Linked DNA regions of Homo sapiens: regions 1 and 2 are each linked to region 3. A link is a loop called in an ENCODE intact Hi-C map of the cell type or tissue named here. Cell type or tissue: heart right ventricle. All regions are shown on one strand. Each heading gives the region's core, and the rest is flanking DNA. Links, peaks and the distances in the headings are about the cores only. Region 1 overlaps NINL (ninein like). Region 2 holds the start of NINL (ninein like). Region 3 overlaps NINL (ninein like).

The links. Hi-C counts contacts between places; a loop is a spot of excess contacts. Peaks named below come from ENCODE experiments on the same cell type or tissue, not always from the same donor. Only the 100,000 strongest peaks of a DNase experiment are listed, where the experiment ranks them.
Region 1: it touches region 3 in a loop (4-fold over the local background); 10 of 110 quality-filtered maps call a loop at or near these places.
Region 2: it touches region 3 in a loop (2.1-fold over the local background); 8 of 110 quality-filtered maps call a loop at or near these places.

What each region holds. Positions count from the first base shown.
Region 1 is chr20:25,464,369-25,474,343 of GRCh38, forward strand. NINL (ninein like) reads right to left here. Exons shown (of 24, transcript NM_025176.6): 18 at 5,623-5,727; 19 at 3,021-3,090. Among named protein-coding and RNA genes, the nearest start is that of GINS1, 62 kb to the left of the region's middle. RefSeq lists an enhancer at 5,946-5,995. In heart right ventricle, for the core only: a CTCF peak has its summit at 5,833 (motif pointing right); no DNase peak of the experiment used is centred there.
Region 2 is chr20:25,580,414-25,590,840 of GRCh38, forward strand. It overlaps NINL (ninein like), which reads right to left and starts at 5,118. Exons shown (of 24, transcript NM_025176.6): 1 at 5,042-5,118. RefSeq lists a silencer at 5,053-5,182. In heart right ventricle, for the core only: no CTCF peak of the experiment used is centred there; DNase peaks (open chromatin) are centred at 4,911 and 5,258; H3K4me3 peaks cover 1,580 bases; H3K27ac peaks cover 839 bases; H3K27me3 peaks cover 1,049 bases.
Region 3 is chr20:25,536,399-25,546,825 of GRCh38, forward strand. The region is part of intron 1 of NINL (ninein like); the gene reads right to left. Among named protein-coding and RNA genes, the nearest start is that of NINL, 44 kb to the right of the region's middle. In heart right ventricle, for the core only: a CTCF peak has its summit at 3,998 (motif pointing left); no DNase peak of the experiment used is centred there; H3K4me3 peaks cover 2,062 bases; H3K27ac peaks cover 1,825 bases.

The DNA.
Region 1 (9,975 bases), core at 1,976-9,975, 71 kb before region 3:
ATTGCACCACTGCACTCCAGCCAGAGTGACAGAACAAGACTCCATCTCAAAACAAACAAACAAACAAACAAACAAACACACAACAAACTCTTCATTTGGAAATAATTTCAGACTTGAACAGTTGCAAGACTAGAACATCACCAGGGAAACCAACCTGCCTTCCATCCCAGCTCCTAGCCGACAACACTCCCCCAATCTGCTTTGCCCCCTACACACACAGGCGCACACATGATGTCTTCCCTTCTCCACAGCCGCCTGCCTCCCGGGGACAGCAGCTCTCACGCGGCTGCTGTGCAGCTACTGCTTCAGGACAGTGGCCTTGATGTCCCCACACTTCATTTTGTCAACGAGCCTGGCAGCATCCTTCCCGGCACAGGATCAGCTGGGCCCTGTCCAGCTGTTTCAGCCTCCTCAAATGTGGAATGTCTCCTCAGCTTCTGTGTCTCATGACTTTGACATTTTTTGACAAATACAGTTCCACCCCCTCCCATTTGGGGTTTGTCTGGTGCTTCCTTGTGACTCGAGTGACAAGTTCCTGGGCAGACACTGTGCAGGGAGCTGCATCAGGAGGCAGAGATGCTATCTGTTCCTGGTGGCGTTCACGCTGGCCACCTCTTAATTTTGAACTTGCATTCATCTGGCTTTCACTGCAGAAGCCAACATGAGATGTCAGCAGCTGTCTCCTGGGTGTGTGTTAAAACAAATGACATCTGTGTCAAAATATGTTCACTCTGCATCTGCTCCAGCCTTTAGGCCTAATTTCCAGTTTACAAGGCAGACAAGTGACATACGACCAGAGTAGCCTACACTCTCAGAAAACAACTGGACAGATCCAGAATGTGGGATGGCCCACGGGACCACTACTGGGGCTCTTCCAAAAGCCAGTGTCATGGGGAAAAACAGGTCTTCTAGATCAAAACACCAAAGGGACCATGCAGGGGATGTGTTGTCCAAAGAAGCCTCCAGAAGCCTCTTCCATCCCACATCCTCTTCTGAAATGTGACCTGAACACTTGCCCATCAGAGAAGCCTCCCCCGCGGCTCCAGGGACTCAGTGGGAATAACGTAGAGTGTGACTTCCGAGGAGGGCTTGGGAGCCATGCGCCTCCCACCAGCTGCCCTGGAACACTAGCTCCCTGACACCCCCCACGACACTCCTTCCAGGTCCAGCCCCATGAGGAGAGGCCCCAGACAGACACAAGCAGAAGGGGTCCCCGACGACTCCAACCCTGGCCATTAGGTCACCCCAACTGTCCAGCCTTCCCAGCCGAGACCCCACATCACAGAGCAGGGACGGCCGTCAACGCTGTGTTTGTCTGAATGCCTGACCCACAGGTGCCATGAATGCACTCAAGTGGCTGGTTTATGCCAGCAAGTTGATCTGATAGCTAAACATGGCTGAACAGAGTCATAGTTACACACAATGTGGCACCCCCAGCTGCACCCTACTGCCAGCAACCTTGTTGTGCAGGACACTTTTTAATAACTGAAAAAATGAGAATATGGTCTGAATACTGATATGAGGTAACTACTGCTAAGTTTCTTAAGTGTGACAGCACTCCTTCAGTGTGGCGAGGCGGGAGATGCACTTCCTTTTAAGAGATGCCTGTTGAAATATTGAGAAGTGGAGTATCATGACATCTGGAACTTATTTTCTATTATTATTATTATTATGAGAGACAGGGTCTCACTCTGTCAGGCTGGAGTGCAGTGGTACGATCTCTACTCACTGTAGCCTCAACCTCCCAGGCTCAAGCCATCCTCCCACCTCAACCTCCTGAGTAGCTGGGACTATAGGCACATGGCAGCATACTCAGCTGATTTTTCTTTTTTTTGTAGAGATGGGGTTTTGTCATGTTGCCCAGGCTGGTCTTGAACTCCTGGGCTCAAGTGATCCGCCCACCTTGGCCTCCCAAAATGCAGGGATTATAGGTATGAGGCACTGCACCCGGCCTGTAACTTGTCTTCAAATGGTTCAGAACACACACATACACATGCACACGTGAAATATATAGATATGAACAGAACTAAAGTGCAGGTGGCAATGCGGATAACAGTTGCATTAATGTTGTGGATGTATGTGGATGATCACTCTATATTGTTTCAACTTTCCTGTGTTTAAAGTTTTTCATGGTAAAATTTTTGGGGTAAGCCGGGTACAGTGGCTCACACCTATAATCCCAGCAATTTGGGAGGCCAAGGCCAGCGGATAGCTTGAGGTCAGGAGTTCGAGACCGGCCTGGCCAACATGGTGAAACCCTGTCTCTACTAATAATATAAAAATTAGCCACGCATGGTGGTACACACCTGCAATCCCAGCTACCCTGGAGGCTGAGGCAGAAGAATTGCTTGAACCTGGGAGGTGGAGGTTGCAGTGAGCCAAGATCGCACCACTGCACTCCAGCCTGGGTGACAGAGTGATAATGTGTCTCAAAAAAAACCCCCAAAATTTGGGGAGTGTCCAGGCAGTGTTTGACACCTATAATCCCAGCATTTTGGGAGGCCAAAGCTGGAGGATTGCTTGAGGCCAGGAGTTTGAGAGCAGCCTTGGCAACATAGTGAGACCCTGTCTCTACTAAAAACACAAAAGATGGGCTGAGCATGCTGGCGTGCGGCTCCCCAGGCAGGTCATCTCCACAAGCAGCTGGGCCTCGGGCCAGTGCAGAGCCTCAGGCACTCACAACACAGACAGTGCCTGCCTGCCAGCGTCTATGAGAAGCTGCTCACAGTTTCTAGATCAAAACACCAAAGGGACCCTGCAGGGGATGCCTGTGGTCCCAACTACTGCGTGCCACATGATTCTGAACATCCTTGGGACCACCGGCAGATTTGACTGGGGCAGGGGTCTTCACAGCCGTGTTTAGTGTCTGACTTTGATGGGGCCTGGGGGCCAGTCAGCAACTCACTGTCAAGTCTTTTAGAAGAATATTCTCTACTTCCTTTTGTAAGTTTAAAATGATTTCAAAATAATGAAAAAAAGGAATGGTGGCATGAGCTCCATGCCAGGCGTCGATACGTCACCTGTCTGTTGAGCACCTCCATCTCAGAGCAGGCCTTTTCCTTGTCTTTCTTTAAAACCTCAATTTCCTTCCTGTTGAAGAAGCACAATTAACAGTGATACCACTTGTGACCAACCAGTGCCTTCTTTCCTGGTCAGCACCCAGGGTAAGAGCAGCATGGGGGTTTGTAGCCACAGCAGAGACGCCCACACCTGCCCCTGGCATTCTCCAGCCCCTCTCAGTCCCTGCTGTTGCCACTACTAATGAAGACGACGATCCCGTCTTCCATGGTTTATCCCAAACCACGAAGACTTTAGGAATGTGAAACTGTCGGATTACTAGAGAGCCTCTAGTAATCTACACTGCCAGCACTGTAAGAACGCACACCCTGCATGACATTCCTCAATCAAATACATGAATATTTCTTTTGTAAAACACATAACACTTCACACTCAGCAGAGTGAATAGAGACCGAAACAGCCTGCATCTCCGGAGGTATGCCATCAGCAGGGTCCTCACAGACTCAAGAAAACCAGAGAAAAAATGGTTTCTAAAGGAAAACTAGCTTTGAGATTTCGGAAGTGCTGTCATGGAAGGGCAATCCCTGGGTACCTGCTTGGGACTCGCTACTTTAATCACCATGGCAATTCCATCATTTCAGAATTACTGTCTATGAGAACTAAGCTCACCTTGAGATGCATAATTGGGAAAAAAAAAGGCCAAACAATTGTCCTTGGATATGGCTACAGTAGTGACAGCAGAAAGCCACCCTCCCCAGAACACACATTCTCCCTTCCTCAGTCCCAGCCCTTCCCCAGCTTGCACTGAGGGGACACTCCTGCTCTGTCCCCTGACTCTCGCTGATGGATGCCCCCTGCTCTGTCCCCGCCAACTCTCACTGACAGGCACCCCCCTGCTCAGTCCCTTGACTCTCACTGATGGGTGGCCCCCCGTCTGGTCCCCCAACTCTCACTGGTGGCCTCCCTGTCCCCACTGACTCTCACTGGTGGCCTCCCTGCTCTGTCCCCCGACTCTCACTGGTGGGTGCCCCCCTGTCCTGTCCCCTGACTCTCACTGGTGGGCACCCCCCTGCCCTGTCCCCCGACTGTCACTGGGGGGCACCCCCCTGCCCTGTCCCCCGACTCTCACTGGTTGGCACTGCCCTGCCCTGTCCCCCGACTCTCACTGGTGCGCACCCCCCTGCCCTGTCCCCTGTCACTGGTCTGTGCCCCTCTGTCCTGTCCCCTGACTCTCACTGGTGGGCGCCCCCCTGCCCTGTCCCCCAATTCTCACTGGTGGGTGCCCCTCTGCCCTGTCCCCTGTCACTGGTGGGCGCCTCTCTGCCCTGTCCCCTGACTGTCACTGGTAGGCGCCCCCCTGCCCTGTCCCCCGACTCTCACTGGTGGGCGCCCGCTTGCCCTGTCCCCCTGACTCTCACTGGTGGGCACCCCCCTACCCTGTCCCAACTCTCACTGGTGGGCGCCCCACCGCCCTGTCCCCCGACTCTCACTGGTGGGTGCCCCACTGTCCTGTCCCTTGACTCTCACTGGTGGGTGCCCCACTGTCCTGTCCCTTGACTCTCACTGGTGGGTGCCCCACTGCCCTGTCCCCTGACTCTCACTGGTGAGTCCCCCCTTGCCCTGTCTCCCGACTCTCACTGGTGGGTGCCCCACTGCCCTGTCCCCCAACTCTCACTGGTGGGTGCCCCACTGCCCTGTCCCCTGACTCTCACTGGTGGGTGCCCCACTGCCCTGTCCCCTGACTCTCACTGGTGGGTGCCCCACTGCCCTGTCCCTCGACTCTCACTGGTGAGTGTCCCCTTGCCCTGTCCCCCGACTCTCACTGGTGGGCGCCCGCCTGCCCTGTCCCCCTGACTCTCATTGGTGGGCACCCCCCTACCCTGTCCCAACTCTCACTGGTGGGCGCCCCACTGCCCTGTCCCCCGACTCTCACTGGTGAGTACCCCCTTGCCCTGTCCCCCGACTTTCACTGGTGGCCGCCCTGCCCTGCCCCCCTGACTCTCACTGGTGGCCCCCTGCCCTGTCTTGACTCTCATTGGTGGGCGGCCCACTGCCCTGTCCCCTGACTCTCACTGGTGCCCCCACCCCCATCCTCTCTTGCCTCAGTGCTCAGGTTCCTGACCCTCCCCACGCCCATCCCCTCCCCCAGCTCTTGTTCACTGAAACTGATAAACCAGCAATGACCCTCTGAGGAAGGCAGAGCTGAAGCTGTTATCAGGAGAGGATCCTAGGAGCACCTCTGACCCCTACAGACACTGTTGTGGCCTCCCCCAACCCCTAAGTGCGACGTGCATCATCTCTGTGGGGTGAACGGCGCCTGTGCTAGGGCTCTGCTCGCAGTCCCGACCATGCTGTGGGCACTCTGCCTCACTTCCCACACCAAGGAGCTGGGGCGTTCAGGTGCCGCCCACACGAGGAAGGAGGCCAGAGCCTCCCACATCTGCCGAGTCGTTCAGAAGTTAACAAGGCTCATGGTTTAGGGTTTTCTGGAATGCAGGGCTAATCTGAGAACACTTCCCACTGTCTATATGGAGACTGCATAAGGTCACTCTACGGAGGGCAAAACGCACCCCCAGAAGGTCTGGGTAGGGGCGTGGCCCTTACCTCTGTGCATCGTGAGTACTTTCTGCAGCTTCAAGCTCTTGCCGAACCCTTCCCAGATCGTTTTTCAACAAAGTGTTTTCTTCAGAAAGTCTATGGAACTCCAGTCTGCGTAAAAATTGAGAAAAGACCGGTGAGCACTTGGGGAGCCACATGTGGTCACGGAGGCTGGCTCTGCAGCGGGGAGTCCTGAGAACTGTGCGTCCCCATCTCCCCGTCCCTGGAGGTGGCGCCAGACACCATTCCTTTCCCTCTTCCTGCACCAGGTGTTAACGTCTTACATCTCCCATGAGCCAAGCCACAGAAAACGGAACTTTCTTAGCTTCTACACTGCCACGCCATCAAGTCACAAATGCACTCAGAACCTTGGGTTTTGCTTATGCTGAGTTTATAGCTGAACTGCTCCTGCATCTATGGCCTCTCACCAAACGTGTGTCCTGGTTGCCAGTGCTGGGCGTGAGTCCTCAGGTACTGCAGGGTACTCATGCCCTGGCAGTGAACTCAGTGTGGAGCTAAGAAACACAGGAATCAGAAGGCCAAGATATATGGGAAACCTCTGCTAGGTGAATCTCAAAGTGGGAAAAGGCAGGGATAGACAGCCACTATGTGAACCAAGTCTGCCTGGGCCGTCTTTGTTCTCTGACAACTCAGGGAGTCCCTGCTTGGGTAATGCCATTGATTTGATAGATGAAGATGGCAATTTACCAATGAAGATCACTAATGGGAGCCAGGAGTGGCGGCATGCATCTGTAATCCCAGCTACTGGGGAGGCTGAGGCAGGAAGACTGCTTGAGCCCAGGAGTTTGAGACCCTCCTGGGCAACATAGTGAGACCTTGTCTGTGAAAAAACAAAAAAGATCACCAGTGAAGTAGCTTAAGACCCATACTTGCTACCCAGAGAATGCATTCTTAATACTGACTGGTAAGGCTAACGTGTATTCCCCAAATAGGTCTCCATATGGTACTAGCTTCTTATTTTTTCAGTCTGAAAATACTGAAAGCCACATGATCTCACCATGTTCACTTCATGTATTTTTTTGTTTTTTCTTTGAGATGGGGTCTCATTCTGTCACCCAGGCTGGAGTACTGTGGCACGATCATGGCTCACTGCAGCCTTGAACTCCCAGGCCCAGGAGCTGGGACTACAGTAGGCATGCGCCACCACGCCTGGATAATTTTTGTTGTGGTGGAGATGGGGTCTCGATAGGTTGCCCAGGCTGGTCTCGAATTCCTGGTGATCCTCTCACCTAGGCCTCCCAAAGTGCTGGGATCACAGATGTGAGCCACCACGCCCAGCCCGCTTTATGTATTATACTTATAATAGTAAACATAAGTATCTTCTTCATATGCCTTCATTTTATCTCATGAGGAACTAAAGACAAAAATAAATAGTCACTGGAATTAAAGGCAGCAAAGGGTTTCAAGCAGGAGAGTTCTGTGTTTTTAAACTATCACTCTGGCTCTAGAATGGAGAACAAGTTGATGCAAGGCCGAAAGCTGAGGGGTGCCCTACCCCATCCCCCACATGACCACCAAACAACTAGATCCTGCGCAAAGCTGATCGCAACCTCTGTGACTGTCCTCATGGAAAGAAAAGAAAACCTGCAAGAATCTCCAAACAAAACAAAATCCTGGAAGCTGAAACCAACGCGTGAGCACTATGCAACACAAAGCTGGGGGGACCTTGCAACCAATGCCTATGTGTCAGCACTGCTATTAGCAGAATGGAGAAGCTGCACTGTGGACACCTGCACCAGACAGGGCCCTGGAAGGAGGTTCAGACAGTCCCAGATTAGCACCTTCTCACTTCTCTGCAAAAGCAATAGCATCCCATATAAGGCTCTTTATATTCCCAGAGATTAACATCAAGCAAATATGAGCTCACAATCAAAGATCACCATAACATACATGGAGCAAAGCCACCCATAAATGACAGCAGAAGCCAGAAGCCAGAATTCAATCCTCTAGAAACTGCAGGTATTGGACTTATTAGACACAAACTAAAAATAAGTGTTATGAAATGTTTACATAAATAAAAGACAGCAACAAACAATGAACAAGCAACAAGAAACTATTGACAATGATCAGACAGGACCAAACAGAATTTTTAGAAATGAACAAAAAGTCAATGTCAAAATAAAAACTCATGGGATGGTTTAAATAGCAGATTACACAGAGCTGAAAGAAAGAGATACTGACCTGGAACACATAGGTATGTAAAAAATACCCCAAATGTGATACAGACAGAAGATGGAAAATATAAAAGAGAGGTTGAGACATAAAGTGAAATGCTCTAACAGTCACATATCTAATTGAAGAAAATAGTGGGAGGAGAGGATATATATATATATATATATATATATATATATATATATATATACTTTTTTTTTGTTTTTGAGACGGAGTTTTGCTCTTGTTGCCCTGGCTGGAGTGCAATGGCGCGATCTTGGCTCACTGCAACCTCCGGAGAGGCAATATTTTAATAGTAATGGCTGAGAGATTTTCATGAGACACCAATGCAATCCATACATTCAACAGGGAAAATATTTCTTTTTTTTTTTTTTTTCCCTTTTGCTCTGCCGCCCAGGCTGGAGTGCAGTGGTGCAATCTCAGCTCACTGCAGCCTCAACCTCCCAGGCTCAAGTGATCCTCCCATCTAGCCTCCCAAATAGCTGGGACCAAAGGTGCGTGCCACCATGTGTGACTAATTTTTCTTAAGTTTTTGTAGAAAACAGTCTCCTTATGTTGCCCAGACTGATCTTGAACTCCTGGGCTCCCAGAGTCCTGGGATTATAGGTGTGAGCCACTGTGCCTGGCTGGGACAATGTTTTCTAAGTAGGATGAACAAAAAGAAAACTATGCCTATACCCACAACATAACAATCCCATTTCTAGGTACAGCCCAACATAATGCTCCAAAAGACAAATGCAAGAACGTTCAGTGCAGTTCCATTTGTGAGAGCCAAAAACTAGGAACTACCCAAATGCCCATCAACAGGAGAAAAGAATAAACTGTGGTATGTTCACACAACAGAATACCACACAGCAATGCAAATGTATGAACTACAGCAACAACACAGATCAATCGCACAACCAGGTTGAGCCAAGAAAGTCAGACACAGAAGAGTACACACTGCATGATTCCTCTCCATAAAGTACAAAAACAAGCAAACTGAATCTATGCTGTAAGAAGTGGTTACCCCGGGGACTCTGGTGAATTCCATCTCTTGTTCTGGGCGCTGGTAACACAGACGTGTTCAATTTGTTGACAATTCTCCTAATTGTACAAATATATACATTTTCTTATGTGTATCACACTTTAATAAAAAGTTAAAAAGAGGCTGGGCATGGTGGCTCACACCTGTAATTTCAAGGAGGATCCACTTTGGGAGGCTGAGGCAGAAGGATCGCTTGAGGCCAGGAGTTTGAGACCAGCCTGGGCAAAATAGTGAGAGACTATCTCTACAATGAATAAAATAAAATAAAATATAAAATAAAATAATAAAATAAATAAAATAAAATAAAATAAAATAAAATAAAATAAAACAAAGTGGCCAGGCCTGGTGGCTCAGGCCTTATGTAATCCCAGCACTTTGTGAGGATGAGGCAGGCAAATCACTTGAGGCCAGGAGTTCAAGACCAGCCTGGCCAACATGGTGAAACCCCGTCTGTAGTAAAAATACACACATACACACACACACACACACACACACACACACACACACACACACATCAGCTGGGCATGGTGGTGGGCACATGTAATCCCAGCTACTTGGGAGGCTGATGCAGGACAATTGCTTGAACTTGGGAGGCAAAGGTTGCAGTGAGCTGAGGTTGTACCACTGCACTCCAGTCTGGGCAACAGAGTGAGACTCCGTCTCAAAAAAATAAATAAATAAATAAATAAAAAGTTAAAAAGAAAGAAATGCACACAGCAAATAAAAACCACTAAAGATACAGGTCTCAGAAGTAACCAGAGCACAAAAGTCAGATACCTACTGTGGATGGCACAATACTGGCCTCTAACAGAGACTATGTGACATTACACAGCAGGGGGAATGAAGGCTGCTCGTTCTCTGACTGTAGATTATTCTGGATTCTCCAGAGGAACCCAACGTAATCACAAGTGTCCTTAGAGGTAGAAAGTGGAGGCAGAAGAGTCAGTGTTGGAGTAAGGTGACATGAGGAGGACTCGGCCATCCAGGGCTGGCTTCCAGGATGGAAGGACGCCTCAAGTCAAGGCCACTGGAGAAGGTGAGGCAGGGAGCTCCCCTCGGGGCCTCTGGATGGCCCTGCAGCCCTGCCAGCACCTCATTCCTAGCCCAAGGAGACCCTTTCCTCTTCCAACCTCTAAAAC
Region 2 (10,427 bases), core at 844-8,843, 44 kb after region 3:
GGTTCTCAAACTTGATTGCTTCAGAGGTACCTAGAGAGCTCTCCTGTTTCAGAAACTAACAAATGACTTCGACTCCAGGGAGACTATACAGCAGTCTTGAGGGAAACGGGTCACCTCGCTTGGAGGATGATGGAAGGCTCCATTATCTTTCTGAAGTCCAAGGAAAGACAATCGGGTTCAGAAAGGGAAGTACAACCAGGCAGCGCCAGATGCATGCTTGAACCTAGGTCAAAAAAGGATGAAAATACAAGCCATGCTCTAAAAGACTCCTCTGTCCCAGAAAATTGTCTGTCCATTCACAAACAACAATAATCAGAATCCAGGAGGCTCAAAGTTGCCCCAAGGTGGGAGAAGGAAAGCCTGCCTCCAAATAGCTCCAGGTAGAGTATGACCCAAACTTTTGGCCTCAGCTTGTGAGTAACCAAATGTCTTGGCCTTGGGCCTGAATTCCTAATCTGCACTTGAAGCCAAGGACTAAGCTAAACTCAAACCTAGATTCCAGTTACAGCCACCGCGGCTTAACTACTTACACAATAACCAAGGAATGGAACAGCAAAGTGGCCACAGCGCTGGAAATGCCTTCCAGGGCAGAGGACGCTATTACCTGCAGCTAGGAAGCCATGCCAGTTCAGGTGTGAGGCCAAGACACTGCTCCTGTTTTTGCTTCCTGCTTCCAAATCTGTCTTGTGCCAGGAAAGAGGAAAGCTATCTAGTAGCTACCTGCTCATGGCAAGATCCAAAAGTAGGCTGGGTGCAGTGGCTCACGCCCGCAATCCCATCATCGCTTTGGGAAGCCAAGGCAGGTGGATCATTTGAGGTCAGGAGTTTGAGACCAGCCTGGCCAACATGGCGAAACTCTGTCTCTACTAAAAATACAAAAATTAGCTGAGCGTGGTCAGGCACATATAATCCCAGCTACTCAGGAAGCTGAGACAAGAGAATCGCTTGAACCCGGGAGGCAGAGATTGCAGTGAGCCAAGATTGTGCCACTGCACTCCAACCTGGGTGACAGAGCGAGACTCCTTCTCAGTTTAAAAAAAAAAAAAATCCAAAGGTAAATGTCCACCATAGAAAGAATGTGCTCACAGAGCCCCGCTCACATGCTCTAAGTCTCAAATGCCACATGTGCCATCTTCTAAAAAACTTAAAAAGAGTCATTAGTGGTTTAAATGATGACAGATTGAATTGATCTGTATTGGCAAATAAAAGTGGGATATGTGTGTTTATGTAAAGTTCAGGTGCAATAAAAATTAGCGGATAACTCTTTTTTGTAGAATGAGAAAATAGCAAGCCTTCTCCAAGGAACTTGAACTCACTGTAAAAGGGGAAGCTACAGACACTGTTGGAACTTTGCCATTCTTGTTATTCTATTTTCCATCACCAAATGTTCAAAGGATACCCAAACATTAAAAGACTTACAACATGCTCTTAGCAAATGACCATATCAATTCACCCACCTTAGAGCAGTCCTATAAATCACAACATATGGGATAAGTATGAGTTAGCGAAAAAGTTTCCATTGAAGTTAATATAAACTGCTCAATTAAATTTTGCTCAAGTCCGGCCAGGCGTGGTGGCTCACGCCTGTAATCCCAGCACCTTGGGAGGCCGAGCGGGGTGGATCACGAGGTCAGGAGATGGAGACCATCCTGGCCAACATGGTGAAACCCCGTCTCTACTAAAATAAAAAAATTAGCTGGGCATGGTGGTGTACTCCTATAATCCCAGCTACTCAGGAGGCTGAGGCAGGGGAATCACTTGAACCTGGGAGGTGGAGGTAGCAGTGAGCCGAGATCGCGCCACTGCACTCCAGCCTGGCGACAGAGCGAGACTCCATATCAAAAACAAACAAACAAACAAACAAAAAACAAAACTTTTTGCTTAAGTCCTAACTATTCCTCTATAAAGTGCTTTCTTTCCAATTTGATGGAGTTAAATGTTATCTGAGGTCAGGTGTGGTGGCTCATACCTGTAATCCCAGCATTTTGGGAGGCTGAGGCAGGTGGATCACTTCAGCCCAGGAGTTGGAGACCACCCTGGGCAAGACTCCCGGCTCTACATTAAAAAGAAAAAATCTGAAGTCCAAGTTCCTTGGAGAAGGCTTGCTATTTTCTCATTCTACAAAAAAGAGTTATCCTCTAATTTTTATTGCACCTGAACTTTACATAAACACACATCCCACTTTTATTTGCCAATACAGATCAATTCAATCTGTCATCATTTAAACCACTAATGGATGATGTATAAGTCAAACAAAAGGGACAAGCATGAAAGTAGACTGCTTCTCTAACACCTGAACATTTTCCTTTTAATATACAAGCATTCTTGCACACAGTTCATAAAACTGCTAGGCTGCTGATTCAGTGTTCTGTTTAACAGATGAGTTTTAACTACTTAAAAAAAAAACAAACTCTGCTTTCTACAACTATCTGATCTTCGACAAACCTGACAAAAACAAGCAATGGGGAAAGGATTTCCTATTTAATAAATTGTGCTGGGAAAACTGGCTAGCCATATGCAGTAAACAGAAACTGGACTCCTTCCTTACACCTTATGCAAAAATTAACTCAAGATGGATTAAAGACTTAAATGTAAAACCCAAAACCATAAAAAACCTAAAAGAAAACCTAGGCAATACTATTCAGGACATAGGCATGGGCAAAGTCTTCATGACTAAACACCAAAAGCAATGGCAACAAAAGCCAAAACTGACAAATGGGATCTAACCTAAGAGCTTCTCCACAGCAAAAGAAACTCTTCAGAGTGAACAGGCAACCTACAGAACGGGGTAAAATTTTTGCAATCTACCCTTCTGACAAAGGTCTAATATCCAGAATATAGAAGGAACTTAAACAAATTTACAAGAAAAAAACAACCCCATCAAAAAGTGGCCAAAGGAAATGAACAGACACTTCTCAAAAGAAGACATTTATGCAGCCAACAACATATATTAAAAAAAAAGCTCATCATCACTGGTCATTAGAGAAATGCAAATCAAAACCACAATGAGATACCATCTCACATCAGTTAGAATGGTAATTATTAAAAAGCAAGGAAACAACAGATGCTGGAGAGGCTGTGGAGGAATAGGAACGCTTTTACACTGTTGGTGGGAGTGTAAATTAGTTCAACCATTGTGGAAGACAGTGTGGCGATTCCTCAAGGATCTAGAACCAGAAATAACATTTGACCCGGTGATCCCATTACTGGGTATATACCCAAAGGACTATAAATCATTCTACTATAAAGACACATAAACGTGTATGTTTATTGCAGCACTATTTACAATAGCAAAGACTTGGAACCAACCCAAATGCCCATCACGGATAGACTGAATAAAGAAAATGTGGTACAGATACACCATGGAATACTACGTAGCCATAAAAAAGAATGAGTTCATGTCCTTTGCAGGGACATGCATAAAGTGGGAAGCCATCATTCTCAGCAAACTAACACAAGAACAGAAAACCAAACACCGCATGTTCTCACTCATAAGTGGGAGTTGACAATGAGAACACATGGACACAGGGAGGGGAACATCACACACCTCACACATCGGGACCTGTCGGGGCGGGTGGGGGGCAAGAGGAGGGAGAGCATTAGGACAAATACCTAATGTATGTGGGGCTTAAAATCTAGATGACGGGTTGATAGGTGCAGCAAACCATCATGGCACATGTATACCCATGTAACAAACCAGAACGTTCTGCACATGTATCCCAGAACTTAAAGTAAAATAAAATTAAAAAACAAAAACAAAACAAAACAAAAACTTGGCCGGGTGCAGTGGCTCACGCCTGTAATCCCAGAACTTTGGGAGGCCGAGGCAGCTGGATCACCTGAAGGTCAGAAGTTCGAGACCAGCCTGGCCAACATGGTGAAACCCCCATCTCCACTAAAAACACAAAAAATTAGCTGGGCGTGTAATCCCAGCTACTCGGGAGGCTGAGGCAGGAGAATCGCTTGAATCCGGGAGGCAGAGGTTGCAGTGAGCCGAGATGGCGCCATTGCACTCCAGCCTGGGCAACAAGAGTGAAACTTCGTTTCAAAAACAGCAACAACAACAAGAACAACAACAAGAAGAACAAAAACTCTGCTTTTAAAAGTATTTTAAGTCCAGTGTGAAAAACCTAGAAGTCACAGCAAAGGCCGCTAAGAAACTTACCATTACTCATGACCCCTCTTACTACTGACCTTGAAAATCACTTGCCCTTCTCCAAGGCCCCGCCAGCTTCATGGGTCTCTTCCTGAACCTCCTCCCTAGTTCCAGGGCTTGGCCTAAGTCTCACAGAGCAGAAAGAAACGTGGCCACCCTTCCTCACGTGAGTCCTGTGCAAACATACAGCCCCACACAGAGCTCCTAACAATGGGGCATCAGTACCCAGGCACGATCGATGATTATGAACCCAACGCGATCAGAGACTCCCACATGGTGTGTGTGACTGCGCGCACAGGCGGGAGGAAAGGGGCGAATCTGCAAAACGAGTACAACAGATAAAATTCGCAACAGACTTCTACACCCTTTCAATCAACCGTCCCAAGCGCCACGAACGCGGGTCCCGCTCCGTGGGGGGCCGCAGCCACACTGGCAGGAGGGAATCCTGGGCCTCGACCAGACGCCGGCGGCGTCAGGAGAAACGGCCCGCGCTGGGCAGGCGGCGGGCACCGCGTAGCTCATTACCACGGGGGGCCCCGGCCAAGGCCGCCCGCCTCAGGCCGAGCCTTGGGGCTGTGCTGGACCCGGGCCCTCGTTCGCACGGCGCCCGCGCCGCCGCCGTCGGGAAACCGGGTTTTCAAGCGTTCGGCCCAGCGGGCGCTGTATTTTAGGGCGTGACCCCCGCCCCGCCCTCGAGGGCGACCGGAAGAGCAGGCACCACAGCAGATGCGCCGAGTCTGCGCCCCGCACCGCGAGGAGCACCCGAGGCCGCGCTCCCGGAGCCGGGTCTGGTGACTAAGGCGCGGGTCGCGACGCAGGGGCGGCCCCGGACTCTCGACCCCACCAGCCGCCTGAATGTCCCGCCGGACGCCCGGGCCGGCTCACCTGGGAGGCGCCTCCGCCGTCCGCCCGCGCGGGGCCAGGAGCGCGGCACCACCCCCGTACCGCCGGCCGCTCTTTGTGTCTGGAGGCCGCGACGCAACACTCCTCCCGGCCTCGAGGCACCGCCCCCTCGGTGTCCCGGCGCAGTGGGCGAACAGGGGGCGGGGCGAGCGAACGGGAGAGGGGGCGGGTCGGGTCCGGGATTGCGGGGCGGGGTGGGGGCAAGGCGGCCTCCGCAAATCTCAGGGCGGCTCTGGCCAGTTTGGAGCCTGGGGTGACCCTTGGAGCTGACCTCGCTGGTCCCTGTCGGAGCCCTGCGCGCTGCGGAGCTTGGCGGTTCGCAGCTCTCGGGGTAGCATCTTCTGGAAACAAGCCCGGAGGCCGGCCAGGCAGGGGTAATACCCCAAACCCACCACTGAGGAAACCGCGACTTAAAACCTAGGTCGTCACGTTTCCACCGCATATTAAATCAATACGGGTTGAGCATCCCTAATCCAAACATCTGAAATCCGAAATGCTTCAAAATCTGAAAGTTTTTGAGCGCTGACCTGATGCTCAAAGGAAATGCACATTGGAGCACTTCTTTTTTCTTCTTTTAACTTTCTTTTCTTTTGAGAAAGGCTGTCACTTCTGCTGCCCAGCCTGGGATGCAGTGGCGCGGTCATGGCTCACTACAGCCTCGACTTTCCCGGCTATGGCGATCCTCCCGCCTCAGCGTCCCAACCCCCAGTAGCTGGGACTGCAGGCATCTGCCACCATGTCCGCTAATTTTTGTATTTTTAGCACAGAGTCTCACTGTGTTGCCCAGGCTGGTCTCGAACTCCTAGGCTCAAGGGATGGATCCACCGCCTCGGCCTCCCAAAGTGCTGGGATTACAGGCGTGAGCCACCGCGCCCGGCCTGTATTTTTTTAAGAGAGGAGGCTTCACCATGTTGCCCAGGCTGGTCTGGAATTTCTGGCCTCAAGTGATCCTCCCACCTTGGCCTCCCATAGTGCTGGGATTACTGGCATGAGCCACCGCACCTGGCCTCATTGGAGCATTTCTAATTTTGGATTTTCAGATTAGGGGTGTTCAATTGGTATAATGCAAATATTCCAAAATCTGAAATCCTAAATGCTTCTGGTGCCAAGCATCTCGGTTAAGGGATATTCAACCTGTATATATTTATCGAACACCTACTAGGGCCAGGCATTGTCCTAGGGGCTGCCAACAGCGGTGCAAAAAATCCCTGGCCCTTATAGAGTTTACACAGAAAACAATTTAAAAACGTAAATACCCGGCCGGGCATAGTGGCTCATGCCTGTCATCCCAGCACTTTGGGGGGCTGAGGCAGGCGGATCACCTGAGGTCGGGAGTTCAAGACCAGCCTGACCAACATGGAGAAACCCCGTCTCTACTAAAAATACAAAATTAGCCGGGCGTGATGGCATATGCCTGTAATCCCAGCTACTCAGGAGGCTGAGACAGGAGAATCGCTTGAATCTGGGAGGCGGAGGTTGTGGTTATCAAGCCACTGCACTCCAGCTTGGGCGACAGAGTGAGACTCCATTTCAAAAAAAGAAAAAAAAAAGTAAATACAGCCAGGCACGGTGACTCATGCCTGTAATCCCAGTAGTTTGGGAGGCCACTGTGGGCAGATTGCCTGAGGACAGGAGTTCGAGACCAGCGTGGCCAACATGGTGAAACCCAGTGTCTACTGAAACACAAAAAAATTAGCCAGTTGTGGTTAACGCGCGCCTGTAGTCCCAGCTACTCGTGAGGCTGAGGCACAAGAATTGCATGAACCCAGGAGTCGGAGGTTGCAGTGAGCTGAGATCTTGCCACTAGACTCCAGCTTGGGCGACAGAGCAAGACTCTGTCTCCAAAAAATAAAAATAAAAACATAAATATACAAAAATGTCAGAGAGTTATATCAGAATTACAAAATGAGCTACAGTACACTGTAGCATGAGAAAGGTGCATATACTTTGTAGGAACTCCACTTTAGAGGATGTGAGGATCAGAGGCAAAATGGGGTGAGAAGGAAGCAGGATGAAAGACAGGCTATGGGGGAACGGAGTTTCCAAGGGCGAGTGAAATTTCCAAGTGCCTGCAAGTGCTAAACCCCATGCAGAGCAAAAGGCAAACACAGGGAGTGGTTCAGAGACGCTCATAGTGTGTTCTAGGCTGGGAGGTTTCTCTGACCTGCTGAATGTGCCCAGATACCTTTTGCTATGCCCATGACCTGTCCCAACCAGTGTGGGGCACAATGGCAGGACACACCGTGCAAAGGTGGTCCCTGTGGGATGCGCAGCCAAGACCCCGATGACTCCAGTTTATAACCCTGGATTCCCAGGGGTGCTCAGAGCCATGGGGGCTGCCATTGTGAAGAATGTCTTCTCTTCAGTGCTCCTGATGCTCTGCACGGGCTCCCACTCACTGGCTGGAGAATGAATTTGGAGTCAGAAGATGTGAATCATGCCACTTACTAGCTGTTTGACTGTGGATCACCCAGTCATGTAACATCTGTGATCTCAGTTTCATTTGCAAAATAGAAATGTAAAAATTACCCATTGCACAGGAGTGTACTGAATTTATTTGTTATTTTATTTCTTGAGACAGGATCTCAGTCTGTTACCCAGGCTGGAGTGTGGTGGTGTGATCACAGCTCACTGCAGCCTTGATCTCCTGGGCTCAAGTGATCCTCCCACCTCAGCCTCCCAAATAGCTGCATTACAGATGCACCCCCACACCTGGCTAACTTACTAATTTTTTGTAGAGATGGGGTCTATGTTGCCCAGGCTGGTCTTGAACTCCTGGGCTAAAATGATCCTCCCACTTTGGCCCCCCAAAGTACTGAGATTGCAGGCATGAGGCACCGTGCCCAGTTGAGCATACCGAATTTAAATGAGTTAATGTAGTGGTTCTTCATCAGAGAGAAGTGGGAAGACTAGGAGTTCTCCACTTTGACTACTTAAAAATTAAAAACACCAGTGCCTGCATCCTACCTCCAGACATTCCAATTTTATTGTCGTGTAGAGAAAACTCTCCACTCTCACACCGCACAACAGTCAACACAGAAGACCTATGACTAAATGTGTGTGGGGTTTTCTCCACACACTGAGCAGCAGACACCAGCTGGGCATCCTCTAATTCAGTTCTGTCACTACCTGGAGAGAGTGTCAGATCCCACAAGTTGAGGACTCAGTCCCCAAGACTCCTCACATACATCAGTTGCAAGGCCGGGCCTCTGCAGAACTTCTGACAGATCAGCTTCAAGTTGGGGTTCCCATGACCCCCTGACCCCCTGTTTGGTTTCGATTAATTTGCTACCTGTGAGTGGCTCACAGAACTCAGAGAAACGCTTATGTTCACTGGTTTATTTTTATTTATTTATTTTTGAGACGGAGTGTTGCTCTGTCGCCCAGGCTAGAGTGCAGTGGTGCGATCCCAGCTCACTGCAACCTCCGCCTACCAGGTTCAAGTGATTGTCATGCCTCAGCCTCCCAAGAAGCTGGCACTACAGGCATGCGCCACCACACCTGGCTAGATTTTTATATTTTTAGTAGAGACAGGGTTTCGTCCTGTTGGCCAAGCTGGTCTCGAACTCCTGACCGCAGGTGATCTGCCTGCTTTGGCCTCCCAAAGTGCTGGGATTACAGGCGTGAGCCACCATGCCTGGCCCACTGGTTTATTATAATGGATATTGTAAAGGACACAGGTGAAGAGACACATAGGGCAAGGTTTGGAGGAAGGGGCAGAGCTTCCATACCTCCCTGGGCACCACCCTCCAGGAACCTCCACTGTTCACCTACCCAGAAGTTCACTGAACCCTGTCCTCTTGGGGTTTTATGAAAGCTTCATGATATCAGCATTCCTTCTCCCAGGGAATAGGGTGAGACCCTCTCATGGGAGAGTCTTAAGACCTGCAATCGACGGCAGGGCGCGGTGGCTCACTCCTGTAATCCCAGCACTTTGGGAGGCCGAGGTGGGCGGATCACAAGGTCAGGAGATCGAGACCATCCTGGCCAACATGATGAAACACCATATTTACTAAAAATACAAAAATTAGCTGGGCGTGGTGGCACACACTTATAGTCCCAGCTACTTGGGAAGCTGAGGCAGGAGAACCGCTTGAACCCGGGATGCGAAGAAGTTACAGTGAGCCAAGGTCGCACCACTGCACTCCAGCCTGGGCAACAGAATGAGACTCCATCTAAAAATAAAATAAAAAAAAAAAAGACCCACAATCAGAAAGCCAGGAGGAGGTCAGGGGCCTGCCCATGAGGCCCAACACAACAATATAACAAAGGACTGTAGCAAGGGCTATGGGAGTCATGTGCCAGTAACTGTGGATGAAAACCAATGGATATCCTGACACCACAATTGTTCAGGAAAGAACCTTTGAGTCAATCTTGACTCTCTCTCTCATACCTTACAGCGACGTCATCACATCCTGATCGCTCTTCTTTTTAAAAACATTTTCTTGGCCAGGCGCAGGAGAGGCCGAGGTGGGTGGGTCACCTGAGGTCAGGAGTTCATGACCAGCCTGACTAACTTGGTGAAACCCCATCTGTACTAAATACAAAAGAAAAACAGCCGGGCATGGTGGCGCGTGCCTGTAATCCGAGCTACTTGGGAGGCTGAGACAGGAGAATTGCTTGTACCTGGGAGGTGGAGGTTGCAGTGAGCAGAGATCGCGCCATTGCACTCCAGCCTGGGCAACAAGAGCGAAAATCTGTCTCACAAAAAAAGAAACAACAACAAAAAAAACTTTTTCTTTTGAATTAATGTTATCTTTACAGAAAACTTGGAAACGTAGAAAAGAGAGGTTCCATATTCTTCTCACTCAGGTCCTGTAAATATCAGCATCTTACATATCCCTGTTTTTTTTTTTTAAAGTTTAAAAAACTTTATTAAGTATAATGTACACAAGAAAAGTATACATATCATAAGTGTACAGTTTGATAAATTTTCACACACTGATGTAACTAGCATAGGAACATTACCAGTGCCCCTGAAACCCTTCTTCCCTCCCATTCCAATATTACTGCCCCAAAGGGATTATCTTTTCATTTTAATGGAATATTTATATATATTTCTTTCAATGCCTAGAGTTAATCATTATCTATATTAATCTTCAAAACTGGACAAAGGGCAGAATGTTTTTAATTCTCTATCTCTTCTTCATCTCCCATAAAATATTATCTGAGAATTCAATTCTCTATTGTTACTACTTTTAAAACATTAAGAACAGCTTATTTAGATTAACCACTTTCCTGGCTCACCTGCTTCCTATATCTCCTGTCTTTTTGTAGGGGTCTATAGTCATGTTTGATATTCTTTTCAGTTGTCTCCTTTCTCATCCCCCTTTCTATAGTTTGGAAATTTTCTACCTCATAATCTAAA
Region 3 (10,427 bases), core at 729-8,728:
TAAGAATAAATTCATTAAAAAGTAAGCCAGGGCTGGGAGCAGTGGCTCACGCCTATAATCCCAGTACTTTGGGAGGCTCAGGCAGGTGGATCACTTGAGGTCAGGAGTTCAAGACCAGCCTGGCCAACATGGTGAAATCCTGTCTCTACAAAAATACAAAAAATACAAACATTAGCTGGGCATGGTGGCAGGCGCCTAAAATCCCAGCTACTCAGGAGGCTGAGGCAAGAGAATTGCTTGAGCCTGGGGGGCAGAGTTTTCAGTAAGCTGAGATCATGCCACTGCACTCCAGCCTGGGCGATAGAGTAAGACTGTCTCCAAAAAAAAAAAAAGGTAAGCCAGTAAAAGCCCAGACAACATCAGCCCATAAAGCCAAACCTGGCAAAAGAGTAGAAGTGTAATCATGACCAACCTATTGGTTCTGCAGTGGACAATGTTATGCAGTGACAACAGCAAAAATGCACAGTGGCCACTGGGGAGCCTAGAGAGTATAAGAAATAACAGCAGAATGAGGTTTAATTACCTTGCTCATACTCTGTAGGCTATAAAACAGTACAATTAGGATATGGACATGAGTATCAGGAGAAATATCTAAGACTGAAATGTGGTTGCCTCTAAGGAGAGAGATGGGGAGATGAAGGCAACAGAGCGGGGTAGTTGATGTCAACATACACTTTTTTTAAACTTTCTGACTTCCTTTGTTTTTGAAACAGGGTCTCCCTCTTGTTGGCTGGGGTGCAGTGGCGTTGATCACGGCTCACTGCATCCTCAACCTCCTGGGCTCAAGTGATCCTCCCACCTCAGCCCCCAAGCAGCTGGGACTACAGGTGTGCACCACCCTGCCTGGCTACTTTTAAACTTTTTTGTACAGATGCAGCTTCCCTATGTTACCCAGGCTGGTCTCAAACTCCTGGGCTCAAGTGATCCTTCTACCGGGGCCTCCCAGAGGGCTGGGATTACAGGTGTGAGCCACCACATCGGCCTGAATGTTTTCATTTTTAAGCCATGTGAGTATGTTATTTGACGAAACAAAAACTGATGTAAATCCAATGGGTCAACGAGCAGCGCACCTGCTGGCTCTGCACATACAACCCAGCAGTGCTCCTGGGGAGGTGTGAAGTTCATTATGGAGCTAGTCATCCCCACACACAAAATTAAAACAGAGTACAGAATACCATAGTAAACACTGAATTTCACGGATGCAGCGCCCCACATGCACAGCAGTGTGGCTTTCAGGTAGCACCACCCTCTGTGGGTGACGGGGATGCGTCATGGGGAGGCCCTCTGGAGGGACAGCCCTGGGCTGCTGCAGGTGGAGGGTGGCTGTGGGGAGGAGGAACCTGTAAACGAGCTTCGTGCCTTCACTGTCCCATTGTGGGGGGCGCAGCTGCCTCAGGACACTGTCTCCTTCAGGCCCATGGTGGCACCACAGGCCACCATTAACGGGGCTCCTGACAAGAGTCGAAATGCACGTCACGTTAACTGCACACCTATACTTGCAGCCACACATCTACACTCGCACTCTTGCTGCTCGGTCTCTCTCCCTCCCGCTTTCTCAGGGACCCAGCCTCTACCCACCCCAGCGGTATCCACGGGACCAACACGGTGCCCTGCCCAGGCTGGGGACTCTCCTGGGGTTGGAGCTTGGCTTATCTGGGTGAAAGACACCAGGGCGTGAGATGCTGGTGGCCGCCCCTGGCCCATCCCAACCCCGCAACGCCACTGGAAGATGAACATGTGTCACCGAGTGAAGGGCAGGGAGGCATAGGCGTGGCCTGTGCACCTCAGGCACTGTCCTGAGAGGGGACTCCTGTGGTCGCCAGGTGAGGGGAGCTCTGTTTCTGTCCAGCTTCTTCCTCTGAAAGCAGGGGCTGAGAGGGGTGGGCTGCCCCACCTCTGCTGTGGCCTGTGGTCCTATGAAAAGGCCTTGCTCCTGGGCAGTGGACCACCACGGAAGGGAGGAGTCTGCCAGGTCCTGTAAAAACACTACATGGTATATTTTTTTTCTTCCACCACAACATAAATTACACCCACATTTGCTTTCCAGAGTTCTTTCAGCTCACCCCAGCCTCCTCTGGGTAAGGAATCCTTTGATGCCCTGGACCTGGTGTAGATGGTGGGCAGCTCTCAGGGGCAAAGCCAGGGCAGACATGGTCCTAGGCTGCCATATGTGGCTGGCCAACCATGGCATGGCCTCTGCTCCCAGGCATGGACATGGCCTGGCCCCAGGGTCACAGTGATGGGTAGGACTGGGGAGCAAAGGGCTGGCGAGCACAGAACTGGGGAGAAAGACAACCGCCCTAACTCTCCCCAGAGCTGGGGAGCACAGAACTAGGAAACACAGGGGTGGGTAGCACAGAACTGAGGAGAGCACAGAACTGGAGAGCACAGAACTGGGGAGCACAGGGGTGGAGAAGCACAGAACTGGGGAGCACAAGGCCGGGGAGCACAGGGCTGGGGAACACAGGGTCAGGGAGCACAGAGCTGGGCTTCAGGCCCTGACCAAGGGTGGCAGCAGAAGACACTTGCCAGCCAGGGCACCTTGGCTGTCAGCTGCTGCTGGAGAGGCCCTGCCCACTGACCTGCAGTGTTTGATCAAATGACATGAGTGCTGCCCTTTAGTGACTGGTGGGCACTTGATAAATGTTACCAAAACGTACACTAACATGGGCAGGGCTGGGGTCAGCTCCCTGGCAAGAGTGCTGATGCCCAGAATCCAGTGTCCAATTTCCCTGCAGCACAGTTGTGTGCACACTCACAGCATCAGCTGGGACAGCAAAGATAAGGAGTCAGCGAACAGCCATGCTCCTGCTGCCAGGGTCAACAGAGAGAGGCCAAGGTCACATGCCAGGGTTCACAGCAGCGGGATCTTCCTGACCCATGCAAAGACAACCCTGGATAAACAGAGGTTGGCAATGCTGACTCCACAGCCACGGAGAACCAGCAACCTGGCCCATACCTCGCTGTGAGGCCGCAGGGCCCCTGAGCGGCCAAGGCAGGCAGCTCAGGTCTGGGCAAGTCCCAGCTCCTGCCACTTGTGGCCTCGCGGTCTATAGGGTGAACTAAACACCTGCTACTAAGGGGGCGATGACTGAAAAGGCCAGGCGCTCCATACGGAGACTGCTGCTTACTCACTACACGCTGTAATACTGCCACCAAGGACACCAGAACTACCGTCCCATGTATGTACAGGTGCCCAGAATCCCAGTTTCATGCTGCTCAAACCCTATTTCCAGAGGCGCCTAGCTGCAAATCGGCCTTCCCCTCCCTCCCTACTTGGAAATACAACCAATGCAAATGACAGAACACTGAGGGGAGAAAGCCGCCCTAACTCTCCCCAGGGAGCCCACAGCGTGTGAGCCGCCCACCCAAAGCCCTCTGTTTAGACTCCCCAAAGCCTCTGTGTGAGGGCAGAGGCAAGGACACCCCTTCTCTATCATCCTTCCACAGACCCACGGGGCGGAGGAAAGAAACGGAGCTTTCCCTGAACTCTCAGGACCAAGACATTCATCCAGCACTGCCACTGCACACCCCTGCGGGTTCCCGGGGGCTCCCAGGCCTGCGCAGGCGCCTCAGTGCAGCCTCACAACAAGCAGCTCACTGTAATAATACACACTGTTTACCTGCGCAGTTCAGAGGCCTCTTCAGTTTCTTCTTCATGCAAACTGAATTATTAATACTCCTTGGTATTCCACATCTGCATAAAATGTTTGCATGTCAAAATCACCAGAAAATCTGGCCAGCATTCAGCAGCTGGCTACAAAATTGAGGGCAATATTCCAGATAAAAAGCAACAGTTTCTCTTAGTTTCATTTTTGGAAACTGGAATGAGTAGGCTCTCAATAATCCTAATGCTATAAAGCTTAATTTAAGATACAAACATAAACTTTGCCACCAAGTGAAAGAAAATCCTGTTTTCATCCAGAGGGGAAAAGCCTGTCCCCAAACAAACTGGATGCTGCCCCAGAGACATATGACGTTGTCATCGCTCTGCAGGACAGTGCAGCCCTCTGGAGGCCGGAGGAGAAGGTGTTGGTTTGCATTTAATTTAGTTAATTTATGCACAGTGACGAGGGAATTTAAGCTATGCCCCCCAGAATCCACCGGGCATTAAGGGCAGAGAAGAGATTCATGACCACTCGGAGGCAGCCTAGGTGTGCCAATCACCTAGGGACCCAGAGTGTCCGTAACGGGAAGCCATTCCCAACAAGGATCTCTGTAAATCCTGCTCGCCCAGAAAGAACAGGGCTGAGGCAGCCCTTTGAGGGTGTTCCTTTTTAATCTGGAAAGATGTTATAACCCCAATAAAACACTGAAGCCAGTGCCTACCTTCCAGCTGAACAGACCTCAGTGCTACTTCCAATGGCCTTGCCAGCAGGAATCAACCTTCACACTCCGGCAGTTCTGAGCTATTAGGATTAACTTCCGCTTTAAGTGTTTTCATGGTTTTCGCTTATTTTTCAAAATTTTTGCTATTTATTTATTTTGCAGGCACAGACCCAAAATATCTCAACAATCAAGTTTGAAAAGCTATCCCTTTTTTTTTTTATCAAATAAGGTTTAAGAAGCTTTTTTATTGTTTCAGTCCCAAAAATCTAAAAATAAGCTTATACCTCATTTAAGTGTTAATACTTACTTTCCCTACAAAGTAGATTTTTAGACTAAAAACTACAAAGATACCAAATGTTAAAACTGTCCTAGAACACCTTTCTGTGGTCTCCTAAAAAAAGACACCTCGGTACCTATCAACGCCAGACTCTGCTTACAAAGTCTCTGGTTTTAATGTGGGTTCTGCCACTTTCTAGCTCTGTGGTCTTGGACACATTACTTCACCTCCCTGAACCTCAGTTTCGTGATCTGAACAACCTGATTAGGACATTCTGAGCATTAAAAGAGCTAATGCTAAGCATGCTAACATGTTAGGTACTGAGACCCGTGCCTGATGGCAAGTACTGAATAAATGTTACCATGCCCCATTATACAGGCAAATGTGTCTGGGACTGTACACATCTCTAACCATCTACAAGCTGGGTGGGCATTTATAGCTTCCAAGATAAATAATCATATACAGCTAATCCTGTAAGTTCCTATTGTATGTCAATGTATGTAAAGACTTTTATATCCACACATACTTATATTCATGCTAGGACTATAGCTATAGATGCAAAATTTATATGTGTATCTATATAATTACAAAATATCCATACAATTAGTTATAGACATGAGATTATCCACATACACTTCTATGTATATAAAATGAGCTCTTTCTATATATATCATTACAAAAATAGGAAACTTTATTCTCAACATCAGTATCAACTTCTAACATAAATCTACTGTAAAGAAAGCAATAGTTCCTCTTTTTTACTGGAAATAGCCAATAACAGAAATAGAAGAAATGAGAGAACTAGAAGAGCACATTTGCAGCTACCACTGTAATAGCTGTAATAAGACAAGAATCATCCGTGTATGATCAAAAACAATGGGAGGAGTGACACTGTGCACACCAGCAGGGCAGGAAGCTCTAGGGGGTCAGACGTTCCCACAGAAACTACTGAGCAACTGCAATCAACTATTTCAAAACTCTGGAATCATTTCAGATCCTTATGGGCCTGCTACCATCCCTGTTCCTCAGCCCTTGTTCCTGCTGCCCTAGAGCTGGATGACAGCAGCCTGCACTCCTGGGGTGTCTGGCTGGTGCCAGAGTGGGCAGTGGGGACCCTGTCCTCCAAAGCATGGGCTCAGGGTTTTGGTTGGTCTAGTGGTTCCTTTAGGGAATGAAGCAGACTTTGCCTTGCATTCAGCCTTCCTGGGCTACAGAAGCTTCCCTCAAAAGCATCTATCAGAATATATAAAGGGATGGGAATACCTTTTGGGAAGGGAGAAACTTTGTCAGGTCACTGGCTGACTGTGAAGAACAGAAACTTCAGTCACTGCACACAGGAAAGATTACACAATTTGAAGAATGAAGAAAAATGAACAGAGTCTAAAGGTCAAGTGTACAATCATACACATCAGAGGAGACCAAGAAGAAGAATGGGGCAGAAAAAACATTCACAGAAAAAATGGCCAAAAACTTCTCAAATCTGATGAAAGACATGCATATTTGGATCCAAAAGGTAAGAAACCCAAAAAGAATATTCTTAAAGAGATCCACACTGAGACTCATTATAGCCATATGGTCAAACCTTAAAGGCAAATAGAGAATTCTGAAAGCAGCCAACCAGCAGCCCTCGAAGATGCTCTATGGAGTAGCCATTCTTTTGTTTCTTCACTTCTCTAATAAACTTGCTTTCACTAAAAAAAAAAAAAAAAAAAAAAAAAAAAAAAAAAAAAAAAAAAAAAAAAAAGCCTGGGCGTGGTGGCTCATGCCTATAATCCCAGCACTTTGGGAGGCTGAGGCGGGCGGATCATTTGAGGTCATGAGTTCGAGACCAACCTGGTCAACATGGTGAAACCCCCCCTCTCTACTAAAAACACAAAAATTAGCCAGGGGTAGTGGAAGGCACTACTCGCCTGTAATCCCAGCTACTTGGGAGGCCAAGGCACGAGAATTGCTTGAACCTGGGAGGTGGAGGCTGCAGTGAGCCAAGATCGCACCACTGCACTCCAGCCTGGGCAACAGAGCAAGACTCCGTCTTCAAAAAAAAAAAAAAGAAAGAAAAGAAAAAGAAATATGGCTTATGGTTTATTAATACGAAAGAAAAAAGTAAAATTATCTGTTTGTAGATGATACAATCTGTGTAGAAAATCCTAAAGATTACACAGACACACACACCCCCCTCCCAAATACCCACCCACCTGTTAGAAACAATAAGTGAATTCAGCAAAATTGCAGGATACAAAATCAGCACTTAAAAATCAGTTGCAGCCGGGTGTGGTGACTCATGCCTGTAATCCCAGCACTTTGGGAGGCTAAGGCACACAGACAGCTTGAGCTCTGGAGGTCCAGACTAGCCTGGGCAACATTGGCAAAACCCCATTTCCACAAAATATACAAAACTTAGCCGGGCTTGGTGCTTTGTGCCTGTAGTCCCAGCTACTCAGGAGACTGAGGTAGGAGTGAGGCAGGAGAATAGGCTCTGGAGGAGGGAACCTATGGCTGTTTCATGCCCAACTAAATTGAAAGGAAAATCCTAACTTTCGACGCCTAAGTAACAAAAGGACCAGAGGCTACTCAGGCTACTCCCTTTGCAAACTCCCAACCTTTTCTGCGTGGTAGATGGGAAATTGGCTGTCCGCAACCAATCAGACTGATTGTGGGTGGAGTCCTCCTTTGCAACTTTGTAACTTTACCTTAGCCTCTGATTGGCTGCAAAATGCAACCAATTAGATGTTGCACAAGAGTGTAACATTTGTAACTCCACTTCAGCCTCTGATTGATGTTGAAAGCAACCAACTGCAGGCCACCACGTCGTTTCCATGAGGTGAGCATGAAGTGGCCAATGGCAAACCTCTAGCCGGAGGTTTCTGGACAGGAGAAGATTCTACATGCAGGCCCTTGAGGCGCTGCCTCCCAAAGTGCTGGGATTACAGGCGTGAGCCACCGCGCCTGGCCTAATTTTTATATATAATGTAAGGTAAGAGTCCATCTTCATTCTTTCCATTACCACAGTGTTTTGATTACTCTGTGGCCTTGTAGTGAGCTTCAAAACTAGAATTTTGAGTGCTCCAACTTGGTTCTTCTTTTTCAAAGGTGTAAGAGAAACCTTGTCCAGCAGTGGTGACAAACCCACACTCACCTAGCCTCACTCACACATATTCTCACTTCTGTTCACTGCCCACAATTTGACGCGTGGAATCTGGACGGGAAAACAGTGACGATGAGTGGCCCCAGGCAACTCCTGGCTCTGGCCTCACCAGCATCCACATAATAGGATAAAAGAGGTGCACAGGACTGATGGGCCCACAGAACCATCTATCTTTAGACCAAAGACAATGAAGGAAGGGATCTTTCATTAGTTCTACTCTGCATCTCCTATTTCTCAACTTGTAGTAAAAGTAATGAATTACTTTCAAGGAATGAGCAGGATGCAGACAGATTAAAGAACACATTTGCACGTGACCTGACTGTGACCTGACTATGCTGAAAGGCCGCTATGGCATAAAATATTTGAGGTGCTTAGGAGAACAGGAAGTGGAATCTTTGGAAACTTCAGAGGCCATGTTCAGTCCCAGGGGCCAAGTCTTTGTTTCAGATGCACGGGTCCTTGTGAGAAGTCTGGCTGTTCTGAGTCCCACAACACTGGAGTCTGTATTTTTCACATTACGATTCCTAAACTCAACTCCCTCCTTTTCTACCCAAAAGCTAACAGCATTGGCATGAAAAAAGCAGCCACAAAAAGGTTTTTCCTCTGGCAGGAACCAAGCTGGGTGCAGGGAAAAGACATTTGCTAAAACAGACTTCTGGTTTCTGAGCACCCCAAACAACTTTTACTTGGTCTAATCATTGCTGGTCAATCTCCCTTGACAGGATGAATGTTTAAATAAACAAATCTGTCTTCAAGCTGCATTTGTTAAAACAGCAGATGGAGATTTAACTGAGCTGAGGAGGAACAGAGCTCTTTATCTCCGTAAGTATGACAAGTGAGATGAGGGACTGAGGCAGAAGTCTCAACCCTCAGGGCCTATTAAGCAGCTTTAGGGAGCATCCAGGAAAACCTGGGATAGCTCCATCTGTGGCTGTTTTCCTGAAGAGGTTTTCTGGAGGTTTAGTATTTACACATTCCTTTAAAGTGCAGAAGGCATGTAGGAAGAGGGTCAGGTAGGCAGTAAGGGAATGGTTCTATTCCCATGGGCCTTGAGCTGGTGCCCAGTAAATCTACATTTTACGTAAGATAAGGTGAACATTTGAAGAGGAGTAGGGACTAAAGGAGGAGTCAGTTCCACAGACATCTCCGGGTAGGTGGAGAAGGGAGTTTGTCTTTCCTCTGCATTTGGGAAAATAAGCTTGTAATCAACATTATCAGTGTGGCGTTTCAGGAGCCAGACTTAGACTGTAGACCTAAAGTCTCCCCTTTTCATACATTGGCATGTCCTCATGTATGGGAGGTGTAAACCAAAAATAAAATTCTGAGCCCCCCCCCATTATCTGAATGGTGCCCTCCTCTCAGCCAAGGGCATTCCAAAGTTATCCTGAAGAACTAGTTCAGGCATGACAGGATGGGGGGTTGGACTGCCCCATTATGCCCTCCTCCCTTTAGAATAATTCAGGCACAACTGACCAGCATTAACATTAAAACAGATCTCAAGACTGACAAGACAGACTCCTGTAGCAATAAGATACCAGCTTGACTCTAGCACAGCATCATAAGACAGATAGCAAGCCCTGGAAGTACTTTACTACAAACTATATTTCTTTGCCATATCTTGAAGTACTCCTGCAAAGTTGTCTCTTGTGGGGAAAATCTACATTCTGAAGAGAATCTCCTTCCTTTTCCAGGCCTTCTTCCTGATCCAGGAGAGAATCAGCTCTGATAAGACACATTTACAATGGATTCTCTCTGAAGCCTGCTATCTGGAGGCTCCCTAAGTATAATGAGAACCCTGGTCTCCACAACCCCTTTTCTTTCTTTGTTGTTTTGTTTTTATTTTTTTTTTTGAGACAGAGTCTCGCTCTGTTGCCCAGGATGGAGTGCAGTGTACTAATGTATGACTTTGCCTGTGACTTCTGCTTCCCTAAAATGCATAAGACAGAGTCGTGCCCTAACTGCCTCAGGACCACTTATCAAGGCTTCCTGGGTTTGTGTTTTCCCCAGGCCACGGTCAATCATACTGGCTCCGCATAAACCTCCTTAAGATATTTTACAGTTTGGGTTTTCCATTAACACCTTCACAGCATACACTTGAGTTTTTAAGGTTGAGCAGGTCCAGCAGGTTTCCCCCAGGTGGATTCTGACTGAACAGTTTATGAGTGATTTCTCCATACCTGTTATTCAATCCAAGCTTTCGTGGGTAAGTGCTTTCTTACCTGCCTGTGCCCCTCAATCAGAGCATAATGTTATAGAACATCAGAGTTAGAAGGTACTCAGAACCAAGAAAAATTTAACCCAAAAAAGATCTAGAATAAAATGCAGCTTTTGCTTCACCCTTAAAAGAGTGGGAAATTTGACTATATAAAAGTCACAATTTCTAAATAGGAAAGAATAAAATCAGAAGATAAATGACAAACAAGAAGGTAATTTTAATGTAAATCACAGGCCAAAGGTTAATTCCCTTAATAAAGAGCTCCTAAAATCAGTACTGAAACAACCTACCCTACCCCCACCCTCCAAAAGCAAAGGATCTAGATTACAAAGATGGAAATACAAATGGCTCTTGAACATGTGGAGAGATGCTCCACTGTGCTCATCGGGAGAGATACAAACCCCACCGAGAGAGAGGACTTTTCGCTTGTCAGACTGTGCCTCAGGTCAGCTGGGCTGCTG